Linked DNA regions of Homo sapiens: region 2 is linked to region 1. A link is an interaction called in ENCODE POLR2A ChIA-PET data of the cell type or tissue named here. Cell type or tissue: B cell. All regions are shown on one strand.

The links. ChIA-PET counts read pairs that join two places held together with the same protein. Peaks named below come from ENCODE experiments on the same cell type or tissue, not always from the same donor. Only the 100,000 strongest peaks of a DNase experiment are listed, where the experiment ranks them.
Region 2: POLR2A ChIA-PET joins it to region 1 with 12 read pairs; 2 of 35 experiments call an interaction of 5 or more read pairs at or near these places.

What each region holds. Positions count from the first base shown.
Region 1 is chr6:15,315,769-15,323,768 of GRCh38, reverse strand. All of the region lies in intron 1 of JARID2 (jumonji and AT-rich interaction domain containing 2), which reads right to left. Among named protein-coding and RNA genes, the nearest start is that of JARID2-AS1, 71 kb to the right of the region's middle. RefSeq lists enhancers at 301-350, 5,872-5,961. In B cell, no CTCF peak of the experiment used is centred here; no DNase peak of the experiment used is centred here.
Region 2 is chr6:15,454,458-15,462,457 of GRCh38, reverse strand. All of the region lies in intron 4 of JARID2 (jumonji and AT-rich interaction domain containing 2), which reads right to left. Among named protein-coding and RNA genes, the nearest start is that of DTNBP1-AS1, 88 kb to the left of the region's middle. RefSeq lists an enhancer at 828-1,485. In B cell, no CTCF peak of the experiment used is centred here; a DNase peak (open chromatin) is centred at 4,087; H3K4me3 peaks cover 687 bases; H3K27ac peaks cover 2,450 bases.

The DNA.
Region 1 (8,000 bases):
CGCACACCACCACACCCGGCTAATTTTTGTATTTTGAGTAAAGAGAGAATCTCACCATGTTGCGATCTGCCTGCTTCGGCCTCCCAAAGTGCAGGGATTACAGGTGTGAGCCACCACACCCAACAAAAGGAATTTTCTTTGGAAGGCAATGTTAAGAAATGTTACAGGTTGCCTTGTGTCCCCTAAAAAGTCTTATGCTTAAGTCCAAACCCCTAGTACCTCAGTATGTGACTGAATTTGAAGATCTGAAGTAAAAGGACAGCAGTAGGGTGGTCTCTGAGCAATAAAGTTCAAGACAAAAGACGACAAGTTTGCTGTCAAGGGAAAAGCACCAAAGAGAGAAGGCCAAGCCACATATCTATGAAGACGCTAGGCCAAGAGGGCAGGATTTCCCGGTGCTGTAGCACACCCAGGCTGGGCTAGGGTGAGTCACACACACACACCTGGCTCATTCCTGTGATTGTAAGAAAGAAAAGGAAAGAACAAGACACAGCTAATCCTACACAGTTCAGATATGCTTAATGGATAGAGAAGGCAATCAGGGAGAAATGCATTTGGGAAACCAGGCTGTGCCTGCCTGCCTGGCAAGCAAAAGCCCACCACCCACACAGAGCTAAGAGGTTTCGTACCACAGAGTGCAAAAGAAAAACAGCCAGAATGAATGTGTCAGGAAACCTACAACCAGAATGTTGTGAGGAAAAGTAACCTACAGTCCTGGTGTTTGCTACCTTAGCATTTGCTAGAATGAGCCTGCTGCTACGACCAAATTGCATACAGTCCAATCTCAAATGAACCAGATAATTCAGAACAGCTTGGAATTTTTCTCTCTGGTTTAAGAGTATGCTGTTATGTTTATATTATGGTTATGCCTAATATTCTGGAATTTGGAAATCAAGGGGAAAGTTTTATTTTGTTTGAAGACATAATTTGGAAGTGGTTTAGGAAATCAACTATCCCCTCTTCTCTATGCTGAAATCTCCCCTACTGCTACCCCCAGGGTTCACCAACTTCTCATACAAAACATCACCCCCAAAATGAGCTGCTGGCTCCCTAATTTGCTGTTTGGCTAAATGACTTAAAGAGAGAAGTTTTGGGTCAGCCAGTGGCTTAGTGCAAATATTCCCTGGCTCCTGGCTAAAAATATGGCCCAGGTATTTGGGTTTAGTCAAATCCCTGAAATCTAAGCATTTCTCATGTCATTAAAACTCATTAAATCCTTGCAGGGTAGGTAGATGCTACCAGTATCTCCCACTTTGAAGGAAAGGAATCAGAGAAGAATGTTACTTAAAAGCACACACCTAGCCAGTGTATCCAGTGCTTCCTGTACACAGACAAAACACACTGGGTGATAAAACATTTCACAGGAACTTGCAAATCAATAATTGGTCCAGAGAGTGATAATAGTGAATATGGCTTGCGTAGCTAGGACTACAGGAGTGTGTCACCATGCCTGGCAAGTGCCCTCTAACCAAGTCTCAGAATCAGAAGCACAGAAGCCTGTGCACCTTTTCCTCACTCTTACTGCTCCTTGAAAACTAAGCTTCAACAAATGACCCTATGATTCTACATGCCTGTTTGGATATTTGAAATTACAATTATGTGTTTTTCATGCTACCAAACAGGAGCTATGCAGATTTCCCATTCTCCCATTAACCACTAGACACTAAATCTAATACTTCTTCCAGGCCGGGCGCGGTAGCTCATGCCTGTAATTACAGCACTTTGGGAGGCAGGCGAACAACGAAGTCAGGAGTTTGAGGCCAGCCTGGCCAACATGGTGAAACCCCGTCTCTAGTAAAAATACAAAAAATTAGCTGGGCGTAGTGCTGGGCAGTGTAATCCCAGCTACTTGGGAGGCTAAGGCAGGAGAATTGCTTGAACCCGGAAGGCGAAGTTTGCAGTGAGCCGAGATCACACCGCTGCACTCCAACCTGGGCGACAAAGTGAGACTCCATCTCAAAAAAAAAAAAAAAAAAAAAAAAAAACAAGAATTCTTCCAATTATAAAATTAGATTGCTATTCTAACTCACACTCTATTATTGAAGTCTCATATCTTCAAAGAAAGCATTTCTGTTGTTTGTTCTTGTTAACTTACTTAGCCACTGACCCAAAGAAGAGTCAAGCAATTGGCTTGTAAATACGAGGAGAAGCTGAAGGAAATCATGTTTTCTAATGACAAGTTACGAAGTAGATAAACCCCCTGACAGTCAGTCTTTGGTTCTGAATAGAGATCTTGATTTCACTGCCACCCACATTTAAGAAACAGAGCAGAAGTAATAAAAAGCTACAAACCATGTTTCAAGGCCCAATCAAAAAGGTTTACAAAATTGTTAAATATTTCCTGCTCAAACATAATTTGAATTGCAGGTTCCCATTAATGAAATATGTGCCGTAATTAATACTACATGTGAGTTCATTAGTTCATAGTTAGCCTTAGTTACAGAGTGGACAACTCACAACTATTAATAATTTCATGATTTTTCTTTGTGATGTAAAAAAATGACATTCCCTTCATTCCCTTTATCCCCACAAGAAGGTGTATGATTATACTGATTATACTGATATATAGTATATATATCATGGCACAGGGCCAGGTGTTTTGTAATTGATAACACTGAGTAATCAGACTGTTGAATTCTTGCACAGATCTAGTTATTTTCTTCCAAAAATTCTTTTAAGTTCCTGGCATTTTCAATCTGCTCACAACATACTAACTACTGCAAAATACTACTTGTAATAATGAAATCATTCATATGATACACCGCCTCCCATCCCCAAATTTGAATTCTAACATTTCATAAAACTCCCAAACAAGATGAGAAAATGTACCAGCATCACAAAATTACTACAAACTGCAAGTCATACTTCACATGCAAGTTTAACTAACACACACACACACACACACACACACACACAGAGAGAGAGAGAGAATGAATCATATTCTTGCATGGCCATGGCTGAAAATAATATAGATTGGTCTCTAATTTACATATATTGCATATGAAAATGAATTAGAGGCCATATGCTTAACTCCACAAATGAAATACAGTAATTATTTCCTATATTATCCTTTCTGAATAACATCTAATCTAGCTACTAAAGAAGGATCCCTGATTAGATAAGAAGGAAACATTTGGGTCATTAGCTATACAGTTTCATCTTCTTTAAGAACTGCATTGTAATGAATACCAGATGAATTTAAACTACAGTAGGTTTCAAAATAAACTACAAATCACATTTATGTATGGTTTTTGATAATTAACAGTCATCATTTCACCTTCTACTTCAACCCACTTAAATCCCCCAAAGCTACCAATCCACTCTAATTTGTGTAAAGAACAATGACTGAGTTTCTTAAATATATTTTTCTATTCTCACACTTACATTCTACGAACTACCTAATTAAATGTAAAGTCTTCCTCTTTTCAACTGGTTATGATGGAAAAGAAACAGAGTTAACCTAACTTGAATTACCGGCTTATAACCAACACCTTACCTGTGTCTTAACTGAATACTAAGTCACTGGAATTGTAGAGGACATTAACACTGTAATACATTTTCCATTCTCTTCACAAGCATCCACAACCACAGTCTCTTCTAGTCAGTTTTTGTTGGATACTGATCCACATAGATCAGAAGCTGATCGGCTCACCATGGTAAATATTTGAAACATACTAATAAAACAATGGAAGAAACCAGCAAGATAAAAGTAATCAGGTTCTACTAATATAGCCTTGTCTACTTAAAATTACTTGTATTTACATAGATACACTCCCTAACAAGCGTATGGCTGAAATATCTCAGTGCTTAGCTCCAGTTCGAATAAGGAAAGAGTCAAGGGGCTGAACTTCTCTGAAATCAAAAGGTAAATGATGCAGTGAAGCAAGAAGCCTTGATGACTGCATCAAATTTGCATAATTTGTTTAAGAAGTACCCACCACTATTTTAATTTACATAATCTGCAACCATTGATTAGGTAGTTTTTCATCATATAAAGTTAAAGGGCCATCCTCAGGTTAAACTTTTCCTGCTTCTCCCTCAAACACAGATCTCACTTCTAATTGTGTTCCAGAAACTATGGACAGACCGGATGCAGTGGCTCACCTGCCATGAAGCAGGTGGATCACTTGAGGACAGGAGTTCAAGACCAGCCTGGCAAACATGGTGAAACCCCGTCTCTACTAAAAACACATACACAAAAAAATTGGCAGGGCACAGTTGCGCACACTTGTGCTCCCAGCTACTCAGGAGACTGGGGCACAAGAATCGCTTGAACACGGGAGGCAGAGGTTGCAATGAGCTGAGATCACACCACTGGACTCCATCCTGGGCAACTGGCTTGAGGGAAACTCTGTCTCCAAAAAAAAGAAAAAAGCAACACAGAAATTCCATGTCACTCAGACACAAAATGGCTACTGCAGAACCACAGAGAGGAAAAAGTTACAAAAGATATGCTGTCAGAGCAACTCTTTTAAAATTATTGTTCAAGGCAGCACAGCTTCTCATTGGTCCACCAACTTCAAACCTTGCCATGTTTCAAGACAGAATGAAAGATCTGTGCTCATCTAATGAATCTTTGATAACTTATAGCATTCCAAGCATGTTATATACATATGAGAGACAGACAGACAGCATCCTCTCTCCCTGCAAGAAAGTGAATAAGCCATAAAAGCTAGCCACCCTACTTACTTTCTATGTAAATACAAAAGGCCCAATTTTATTTTTCATCTGCTACCCTAGAAAACTGATTGGACTGAATGTCTAGGCTGCTTCCTTATGTCCTTTTAATAAAGCCAGCCACAGTAAAGAAAACAGAAATTAGCGGGAAGTGCAGAGCTCTTTGCCACTGGGATTCACAGCAGCCTTTGGACAAGCCATTATGGCTGTCTGGCTCCAGCCCTCTTCCCAATAACCACCACCCCCTTTCTCGCCTACCCCACACCACCCTCCAAGATCAAAAGCAGCACTTACTGTTTATAACATCCTGAGCAATCCGGGAATCTCAAGAGGCTTTTGTTGCCTTTCCCACCCCTCATTGTTTCTGATCCAAAAAATGTTTTTTAATGAGACAAGCCAGTCCTGAAACAGTCACACCAGTGAATCCGGCCTGCCTCAAATGACAATCCTCTGAGATGCCTTGTAAGGAAAGGGGAGGGGGGTGCCTCCAGTGAATGTCAGAACAAGAGCATGTGGTTCCCAGCCTGCTCACTCACAGCAACTGCACAGTTGTGGGGCTGCAAAGGCAGCTTTTCTCCAGGTGGTAGCAACCACCACCACCACCAAAGCATAAACAAAAAACAACAAAAACCTGGAAGTTCTTGCTGGACATGGAAACTATTCTAGGTATACGAAAACAAAGATCTGCCTGTTTCATGTAGACAACTATGTGCCTCATCCCCCTGCACCTCACTGCTGTCTCCCTGTCCTTCTCCAATTGCCTACATCTAACATGCTGGCTGGATCCACGTGTCCTCCAGCTGGGCCTTGGAGTTCAGCTTTCTCTTTGAAGTTTAAATACAAATGGAGAAGTCCTATTTGTTTAATCTTTTTTTTTTTGGAAACGGAGTTTTGCTCTTGTAACCCAGGCTGCAGTGCAGTGGCAGGGTTCTCGATTCACTGTAACCTCCGCCTCCAGGTTTCAAGTGATTCTCCTGCCTCAGCCTCCCCAGTAGCTGGGACTACAGGCATGCGCCACCATGCTTTAATCACTCTTATTCTCACAGCTGATATATTCACTAATCTGGAGCAAACTCAAAACCTAGCAACTTCAGTGAACCCAGGCAAACAGACTAGCCTCTACCTCACTGTCCATCCTCACCTCATCTGCTGGAACTTGCAGGCACTGCTGGCCAGCAACAAACACAGGAGAAGAGGGGACGCCTAAATACACCAGTTTTGTGGGAGCGGGTCTGGTATTAAAGAAACAAACCCTGGAGGGATCGGCTCTCCACGCGCCAGCTGTGTGCAACGCCACCCAAGGGTGCATCCACCCTGAAGATGAAGGGTGTGGAGCTAAAACAAACACCCACGCAGCCATGGCATTTTCTGAGATTCAAAATTCTCAACAAGAGAAACTCCAACTAAAACTCAAAAAAGATACTTCAGAACCAGCACCTCCGAGACGCAAGAGGGTACCTTCTGGCAGTGGACTATGGACCCATCAGTTACACGGCAAGCATTCAGGTACCTTTGGGGAAAACTCACCTTTACGGATGAAGTTCAACCTCACTTTCAGTTCAAGAGGCAAGACTCCAGGTCTACTGAAGTAAAAGGTAAAAATTTCCTAGGGAGTTTTGGGGGAAATTACTCTTACCACAATGTCGGTTGAACACCCCAGATTTCAAACAAAACTGTATTTCTACCTGCAAACCTATGCATCACCTTTAAATGACTCTCAGTTACACAAAACCATAACCATAACCACCTCAGGAAATCAAACTATTATCCTAAATGAGACTTGCATTTTCCTGCAAAACAGAAAAAACTGACATGTTAATATTGTCTGTTGTGTTTCAGATCGATTATTTTTCAACTGGTCCTCAGAGCTATTTCTTACCCCTTTCTCAAGGGGATTTCACAGAGGGACAGGAAGAAATTATTTCTGATGAAAAAAAATTCTACTGCTAAATAGATAAAATCAAATTAAGTACATGCAACAAAGTACCATTGCTAATTATAAATAACTGATGGGACAAGAAGCACAAAATCACAACCCATTATACTCAAGACTGTCTACAAAAGATTCATTCTAGACCAAAAGTACACTCATTGAAACCCCACAGCAACTCTATAACAAAGGTACTATTATCCCCATTTTACACAAGCAACTTGAAGCACAGGCTGGCTAAATGACTTGCCCAAGGTCATTCCATAGAGAGCTGAGATTCAAACCCAGGGTGTCTGGCTGTAGCCATCCTATTAACCAAATCATACTGCTTTCAAAGCTGTGTTAAAAACAATAGCAGTGGGCCAGGTGCACTGGCTCTTGCCTGTAATCCCAGCACTCAGGAGGCAAAGGCAGGAGGATCATCTGAGGTCAGGGGTTCAAGACCAGCCTGGCCAACATGGTGAAACCCCGTCTCTACTAAAAATATAAAAATTAGCTGGGCATGGTGGTGGGTGCCTGTAATCCCAGCAATCTGGGAGGCAGAGGTTGCAGTGAGCTGAGATCAAACCAATGCACTCCTGCCTGGGCGACAGAGAGAGACTCCATCTCAAAAAAAATAGCAAGAACAGTCCAAAATTTCTTTACTTCTAACCAGCACAAGCATAAGGACTACTGTCCTCAGCCACAAACCTCACAATGATTAAAGACATAATCTTCATTATGAAACACTCCTAACTGGCCACCTCTGTAGGGTAGCAACTGAATCTGAGACAGAAGCATAGAATCTGGCCGGGTATGGTGGCTCATGTCCGTAACGCCAACACTTTGGGTGGCCGAGGTGGACAGACCACTTGAGTTCAGGAGTTCAAAAACCCTGTCTCTACTAAAAATACGTGTGCCTGTAGTCCCAGCTACTAGGGAGGCTGAGGCAGGAGAATCGCTTGAACCCGGAAGGCAGACAGAGGTTGCAGTGAGCAGAGATCGTGCCACTGCACTCCAGCCTTGGCAAGAGTGAGACTCCATGTCAAAAAAAACCCATAGAATCTGTATTTCACACATGTTTTCAAGCCAGCAGACCCCACTTCAGTGGTACTTTTCGTATTAGTTGAGAAAATACTGAAGATAACATTCACGGGATGAAAAAAAAAAGGAAGCAGGACTCGTGTAAACTGTGTTCTTTCTAATCTTGGTTCCAGCTTATGCCCTCAGTCACTTTAAATCAATCTGAAGACAAAGAATTTGGAAGTCATCACTTACTTCTTCCATAAATTTGGGAGCCCTGAGAAACTCATGTCTGAAATCACTAATGAACGTACTCAACGTATGGACGGCACACTGGGCCCAGTTAGCACACACTACAGGACTTGCTTGCTTCATTAACGCACTTTCCCAG
Region 2 (8,000 bases), 140 kb before region 1:
TGTATCAGCACTGTTCAAAGCACCAGAGACTCAAACAGGGCAGCTGTCTACATTCATCTCACATGTTCATGCATGCACAACATGTAAACACAAACTTCCCTAAAAGACTTTGGGACAAATATAACATGTCCAGTGCCAATCTCTGCCCATTCCTGGTCTGACTTTACAACTTATTAGGGAAGAAATTAAAACAGAATTTCCCAATTCGCATTCATTTGCCTACCATCCTAAAAGTATTTGCCAGATCCAGATGCTCCATGTGCTATTATTATCTGTAAGGTGACTTGCATTCATGTCTTAAATAATTTATCTCCATTGTATCAAGACAAAATTACTATCAATTGCCCTAAAGGAAAGGTAATGGTTAAAATTAAAATGAATGTAAAACGTTCACTTAATGTCCTTTCTGGTATGAAGAGGGATTTGTGTAGCAGAGATAGGGAAGCAGCCCTCAATAGCATGAGCAAAACACAAAGGGAATCCCTATTCCTTACTGAATACGGAGGTGCCTATCCAATCATGCTCATCTTGGGAATGTACTTCTTTTTAAATAGGTATTTCCAAAAAAAAAAAAAGATACCATCACTGAAGGGACTCTACATGGGATCCAAGACTCCAGGATGAGGCCATGGCTCTGGGAGATGCTTACTTGCCATGAGACTCGAGGTTACTCAACTGTATACAGAGCATAATGTCTTCAGTCGAAACATTTTTATGGCTCCAAACATAGGCAAAAGCAAGCTGAGTGACTCACAGTAAGGTGATATTATTATGCTCATAGGTATAAAATCATACTGTCATTCTTTCCATAGGTGACAGCATATCTTCTTTCCCAAATAGGAAAGTAACTAGATTGGTTGGTGACCAGAATCTGGGAGACAGGGGATGAAAATGCAAAATGAACTCAATGGTTAGAATAAGCTGAACCTTTGGTCTTTGTTAAGGAACAAGGAGGGATGACGCAATGACCTCCTAGATGCATGGCCAGTCTTTCCTTCAGCAACCCTCCCTCCTCCTCCTGGATTACAGCTCTCAAGAACTAGTGCAAACAAGCACCCAGGTGTGCCTATCTAATCCCACAAATAGGAAATTCCCGACATTAGGGTAGTATTCTATCTGCAAGTGCAATTAACATGTGGGACTTCACAAGGAGAATACAATGGTTATCATACCACCTTCCCTCCCAATCTCCTATTCCCACGCTAATCTAGCATCTTTGTCATTGAAAACTGTAACGTTCCCCTTACAACCCTTCCTATATTGTTGTCTGCACTGGCAATTTAAAACACATTCAAATACACACCCAGTCAAATGCCACAAGGTCTATCTATGGTTCGCTTCATCTCACTGAATATAGAAATCATACCACATAGCAGCAGCCATGATGGTGCTCAAGCCATCACGGTATTATCTCAAGTGGAGAAGAAGAAACCAGTAAGAAAGTGAACATTCTGGCTGGGTGCAGTGGCTCACGCCTGTAATCCCAGCACTTTGGGAGGCCAAGGTGGGCAGATACCCTGAGGTCAGGAGTTCAAGACCAGTCTGGTCAACATGGTGAAACCCCGTCTCTACTAAAAATACAAAAATTAGCTGGGTGTGGTGGGGCACGTCTGTATTCCCAACTACTCAGGATGCTGAGACAGGAGAATACCTTGAACATGGGAGGCGGAGGTTGCAGTGAGCCGAGATCACGCCACTGCACTCCAGCCTGGGTGACACAGGGTGGGAGACTTCGTCTCAAAAAACAAAACAACAACAACAACAACAACAACAACAAAATGAGCATTCTAACAGCCACTACAGACAACAGTCTTTGTGCGAATCATGTGAGGCCTTCCTCAGTTCCCAATGGAGAAGCTGAATACTCAACTTCCCTGCGGGACACAGACACCAGGGACTTTAGTGCTATAAATGAAACCCCTTCAGTCAGCAAGGTGCTTGGCCAACAAAACAGCACTGCCATACTTAAAGTCTTATTTCCATGTTCTCTAAGTGGATTTCAGAAAGACTCAAGGACTCTCTAGAAAGTAAGGAGAAGGCCAGAGATGACTCTGAGAAGTACTACTGAATCTGTGCCAGTACTCACTGGCAGCAAAAAGGAAGCCTGCCTTATCTTCAGGGAGGGCACAACATGGTCAGAGGCCAGCTGGCCTGTAGCAGGGAGAATCCTCACAGCAAAATGACCTACAGTCTTATTAATAACATCTGATCAACGTCACAGGGCCAATAAAAGTGATCCATCCTTCCCCTCCTCAGACCTCAAAAATTTCAGGGTTTCAGATTTCTTCATTATTAACTGATAAACTATCCCAACAAATGAAACAGGTAACTGACTCTAGGAGAAAACCAAGCATATGCAGAACGTTAAGGCCACTGAAAGCCCCTAGGCAGTGATGACACCGTTCTCAAACATACACTTTCACTACTGCTGCTCTCAAAAACTAAGATGCAACAACTCCCAGAGACCCTCAAAAAAAGTTGTGTACCACTGGAGACAGTGTGATTTCCTCCCCAAAGAGTTTACATAATGTAAAGTATTCCCATTTTGCTCAAGGAAGCTCATTATTAGCACCATAGTGTTCCTTGCAATTGGGGGATTACTTAATTGCTTTCTGGCAGGTTAATCCCCTTTCATTCTGTGACCTCTAAATCACCCCAGGCTTTTGCATTTGCCCTACTTAGAAATCCTAGTCCTCAATACTCAAGGCTAGGACCACATCAAAATATGTGTTCCTTGCCAATGAGGCCAGCAACGCTCTTTAGAAAAAACACCACAGGTTGGCTGTCTCTTCTATTACCTGTGGCCGATTCAGCTGGTCTTTTAGACAGTTCCACCTAAATCCAAAATCTAATAATCTTCCTCTCCACTACCTCTGCCTCAATTCACTGGAAAAAATGGTAAATAAATGTACAGTTGGACCTCTGTATCAGACACTTCTGCACCCATGGAATCAACCAACTGTCGATCAAAAACATTCAGGTAAAAAAAGGGACGGTTGCATCTCTACTGAACACATACAGACTCTTTTTTTCCTTGTAATTATTCTCTAAACAATATTATCTAACAAATTTACACAGCATTTACATTGTATTAGGTATTATAAGTAATCAAGAGATGATTTAAAGTATACAGGAGGATGTGCATACATGCAAATACCATGTGCCATGTTACATAATGGACTTGAGTATCCATGAATTTTGGTATCAAAAGGAGGTCCATAAATCAGTCCTCTGAGTTATCAAAGGATGCCTATATGTGGATGATCGCCTCAGGTATCAATTCTGGGCTATTTCATACCCATTAGCTCTGCAACAACTATGTGCTATAGACTCTAGAATATCCATTTCGCAGATGAGGAAGCTCAGGCTGAGAAATATTTAAATCATCTGCCCAAGACATGCCAGCCTTCTGCCAATGCCCCTAGAAAGAACTCCCTGCAGCCTCAATCGATTTTCTGCAGAGCTGCCAGTAACATCTTCCTAACCTCATAGGTGTATTATGATGTCACCCCTGACTTGAAGAACGCCAAGGGATACTCCAGTAACTAGCCCAGGGCATGCAGAATCTGAGGCTTATCCTAACTTTCTTGCTTTAACTCCAGGACCTCCAACATCAATCCATGCCTTGGCAGTTGCTTCTGCAGAACCCCTTCCCAGCACTATCCTCTTTCTGCAAAGATTCCTAATGCACTGTAACGCGGAGACCCGCAGCAAATGTCAGCATTCCTTTGCAGCCATCCCAGGGCCTCTCCCTTCCTGCTTTAATGGGTACACACTTCTATCCCAGCATTTTCACGCATTTATTGTTATATCCTCAATTTCACCCACCACCAATACTGCTTTCCTGTGTCTAATCTGTTTTCTAGGTGTCTAGCATACAAAAAGAGTTTAATAAAGGTTTGCTGAATTAATTAGCAACTGAATGACAGCTGATCACTAAAGATTCTGTAAGACAGAAGAAACAAAAGGCAGGCAGTTCCAAAACAAGACAGCATTGCTTCACAACGGCTGACAGTAAGGATATTTACGAGGAACTCCCCATAATAACACTCTCTTCACTGTGCCGAGCCGTGACGCTGAACTGTGATGCCCACGGTCATAGGAATGAACTGTGTATGTAGGTTTGCATGCTTCAGGAGTCCCCTTTGGGAATCCCCTTGTTTGCAGTGCCCCGTAAAGAGGAAAATGTAAATAAGAGAATCATTTAACCTGCCAGTGCTCTGCTACATTAAGCTCTTTTTAATCTGTTAATAATCATAGTCAGAACAAAGAGGAGACGACAGAACTCATTAAGAATAACCAGAGTGGTGACAGGGAATACGGCGATGGTACGAATCACTGCATGCAGCAAGCGCAAAACCCTCTTCCCCGCGTGTGCCAGTGAAAGATACTAATTATGCCTCTGGCAAGAGACATGTGGACCCCTTCAAAGCAGCTATTTAAAGATAAATACACTGCGGGCAAATACCTCGGGCCGGCTGCACTATTCATCCCATCCTCCTTTCCTGTAGAAATTTTAGGTCACAATATTAAATAGGAAATGAAAGAGCCTTGCAGACTTAGCTGGTAGTGTCTTAAAACAAATTTGTTTTAGATTTCTAAAGCTTTTAACCTCAGAATGACTAGCTGGGTGTTTACATATCTATACTAATCCCAGTATTAATAGTATAGGGTTTTTCCTCCCCATCTCAAAGATTTCTCACTGTCATTAACAGATAACAAACAAGGTTTAAAGAACTCCACTCGCTGTCTTTCCCTTGGCCTCACGATTTATTCTCTTCCAAATCCCAAAGAAGTGCCGAGAATATTAAAGGTAATAATTGAGGACTGGAGAAGGGAAAAAAAAAAAAAAAAAAGACCTGGATCCTTAGCAACAAACATCACTTCCAGGTGTTTGATTTGCTTCCTTCATTATTTCTGCAGCCAGACTTTCTTCCCTATAAATAATGAGCATATTAAAGACTGCCTTCTTTACCCCTCACAGTGCTCGCTGTCACCCAAGGGTGATGGGCTGACTGAGCTCTTTATGGTGAACACTAGAGGCTTGGGGATGTGACAAGCTATGTTTGCTTTGGAATCAGCACGAAAAAAGAACAGAATTAGGATGCAGGTGTAAGAAGGTTAATCGCATTCCCAACTGTCAACTTTGCCTGAAAGGGCTTCAACAAGGTGAAGATTTAACTAAGGATATGCGTCATTAGCAGTGGATATCAAAAAGGTGGAAATCTCTCTAAATGTGCATCAGGAATTAGATAAATTATGAGACATTCACCAAATGGAACATAAGCTATTAAAATGAAATGACAGGCATTTTTGTGACAGTGTTAAGTAGGAAAATCAGACTGCAAAAACGAAAGTATAATGCAATATCATTTCAGGAAAAATATGTATTATACATGCACACAGAATGCTCAGTAAAATAGTCACAAACAAGGTAATTAACAGCGGTCGTCTCTGGGAGATGGTGGAGATGCTATTTTGAATGCATTCTTTTGCCTACTTCTTTACCTTTCTTCTGCCAATATTCCCAAGATGAACAGGAACTACTTTTATGATTGTAAAAAAAAAAAAAAAAAAAAGCTTAACATCCTGTTTTTCTTAAATTAAAATGGAAATAAAATTATTAAAGTACCACAACAACAGGGATCACTATGTAACCTTTGTACACACTGAAATACAGGTTTTAATTAGCTCAAGAAACTACCTATCTTGATGCTATCTAGATATCCTAGATAGAAAAGATGCTATCTAAGGCCACCAAATCCATCAGATTTTCAGGGTCATGAAGCTATAATAAGCATCATCTGTCATTTGGGGTTTGTAGAGTCAGATCAGGTAAACACACTTATCCTCCCGGGAAAAAAAAATGGTATTTTAAAGCTAGGATGACTCATTTTTAATACCTCAGATCTAAAAAAAGTATAAAAGAAATAGCAAAACAGTACAATATTGTATACGAACAGAAAAACAAATAACAAAGCCTATTTTTATTGCCTAGCTCATATATGAAATTCATTTCCAAAGGTTCAGAGCATTTTTTTAAATTTGTTTTAAACATCTCCTAGGCTTTAATTATTTAAGCCTTTTTTGTATTTGACATCTAAAAGAAGTAAATTTTATCTATGAAAAGATGATTCTCTTCTGTCTGGAATCCTGAAACTTCAAAGCCAGGTACTTACTTGGTAATGTTTTCTCTAGATGGCATTTATTTGAACAATAAATAAGCATGCCTCCGCAACTAAAAGACTCTCCAGGTTTCCCAGAACCTCAGAAAATATAATGTTATAAGATAGTGCACGCACAAGTACATGTAGCACAAACACACATATTCCTCTCTACACAGAATCACTGAGACATTCCCTGATGGGTTTCTCTCCTTCTCTACCTTTGAGAACTAAACACAACAGTCACAATTGCGCCATAGTAAAGACCTGCATAACTAAATTCCATAATCAACAGAGCAATCTTCAGACATCCTAATGAAACGGGATTGGTGGACTGGTGGAGGCAGAAACTATTATTTCATTATTTACTAAGCAAAATGCCGACAGCAATTTTAGACATCAAAATTCCTTTCCCAAAAGTAGCCAAACTAGTTAAGTCATAGTTACTCTTTAAAGAACCTGGCTTCGCCGGGCATGGTGACTCATGCCTGTAATCCCAGCACTTTGGGAGGCCGAGGCAGGCAGATCACCTGAGGTCAGGAGTTCGAGATCAGCCTAACATGGTGAAACCCCGTCTCTACTAAAAATACAAAAATTAGCCAGGCGTAGTGGTGGGCGCCTGTAATCCCAGCTACTCGGGAGGCTGAGGCAGGAGAATCACTTGAACTCAGGATGCAGAGGTTGCAGTGAGCCAAGATCGCGCTGTTGCACTCCAGCCTGGGCGACAGAGTGAGACTCTGTCTCAAAAAACACACCTGGCTCCAATTACGTTTAAAAGCCATGCATATTTAGAAAAGGATACCAAATTATGGTTAGATAGGAGGAATAAGTTCTAGTGTTATATCCCACTGTAGGATGCCTACAGTTAGCAACACCCAGAAGGAGGATGTTGAATGTTCCCAACACTAAGAAATTATAAATGTTTGAGATGAGATATGCTGATTACCCTCATCTGATCACTTACATGTATCACAAAATCATCATGTGACCCATAAATATGTACAATTATTATTTGTCATTTAAAAAAAAAAATTTTAAGCCACGCAAGACCAAAGTCACAAATTAAGAGTCCCATATCACCATTGTTTTTTTTTTTTTTTTGAGACAAAGTGCCACTTAATTGCCAAGGCAGCAGTGCTGAGGCACAATCATGTCTCACTGCAGCCTCAAACTCCAGGTGTCAAGGATTCCACCGTGTCAGCCTCCACAGAGATGGACTATAGACGGCACAACCAAGCGCGGCTAGATATACCTGAATCACATTGCTGCTGATCCTTCAAAGATTCCTTTAGGGCAAATACATCCTTCTGAGTACACATCCCACTCGTTCTCCATTCCTGATCATCACACCACACTCTACCAGCCTCACAGTCTAGTGGCCATGTTCTTCTCTCTATATACAGCCAATCCAGCACAAGATTCTGTCATATTTAGTTCTCACAGCTTCCTTTCCATCTTCATACTCAACATGCAAGATCAGGAGAATCTTTCAGCCAAAATCTATGTAAAAACTAAGGCATGTTGGCTCATGCCTGTCATCCCAGCACTTTGGGAGGCCAAGATGGCATGAGAATTGCATGAGCCCAGGACTTCAAGACCAGCCTGGGGAACACAGCAAGACTCCTTCTCTACCAAAAAAAAAAAAAAAAATTGCTGGGTGTGGTTGCCTGCGCCTGTAGGTCTAGCTATTGGAGAGGTTGAGGCAGAAGGATGGCTTGAGCCCAGGAGGTCGAGGCTGCTTAGAGCCATGACTGTGCCACTGCACTCCAGAAGTGGACAACTTCTTATTTTGATATGAGACAAGACCCTGTCTCCAAAAACAAACAAAAAAGCTAA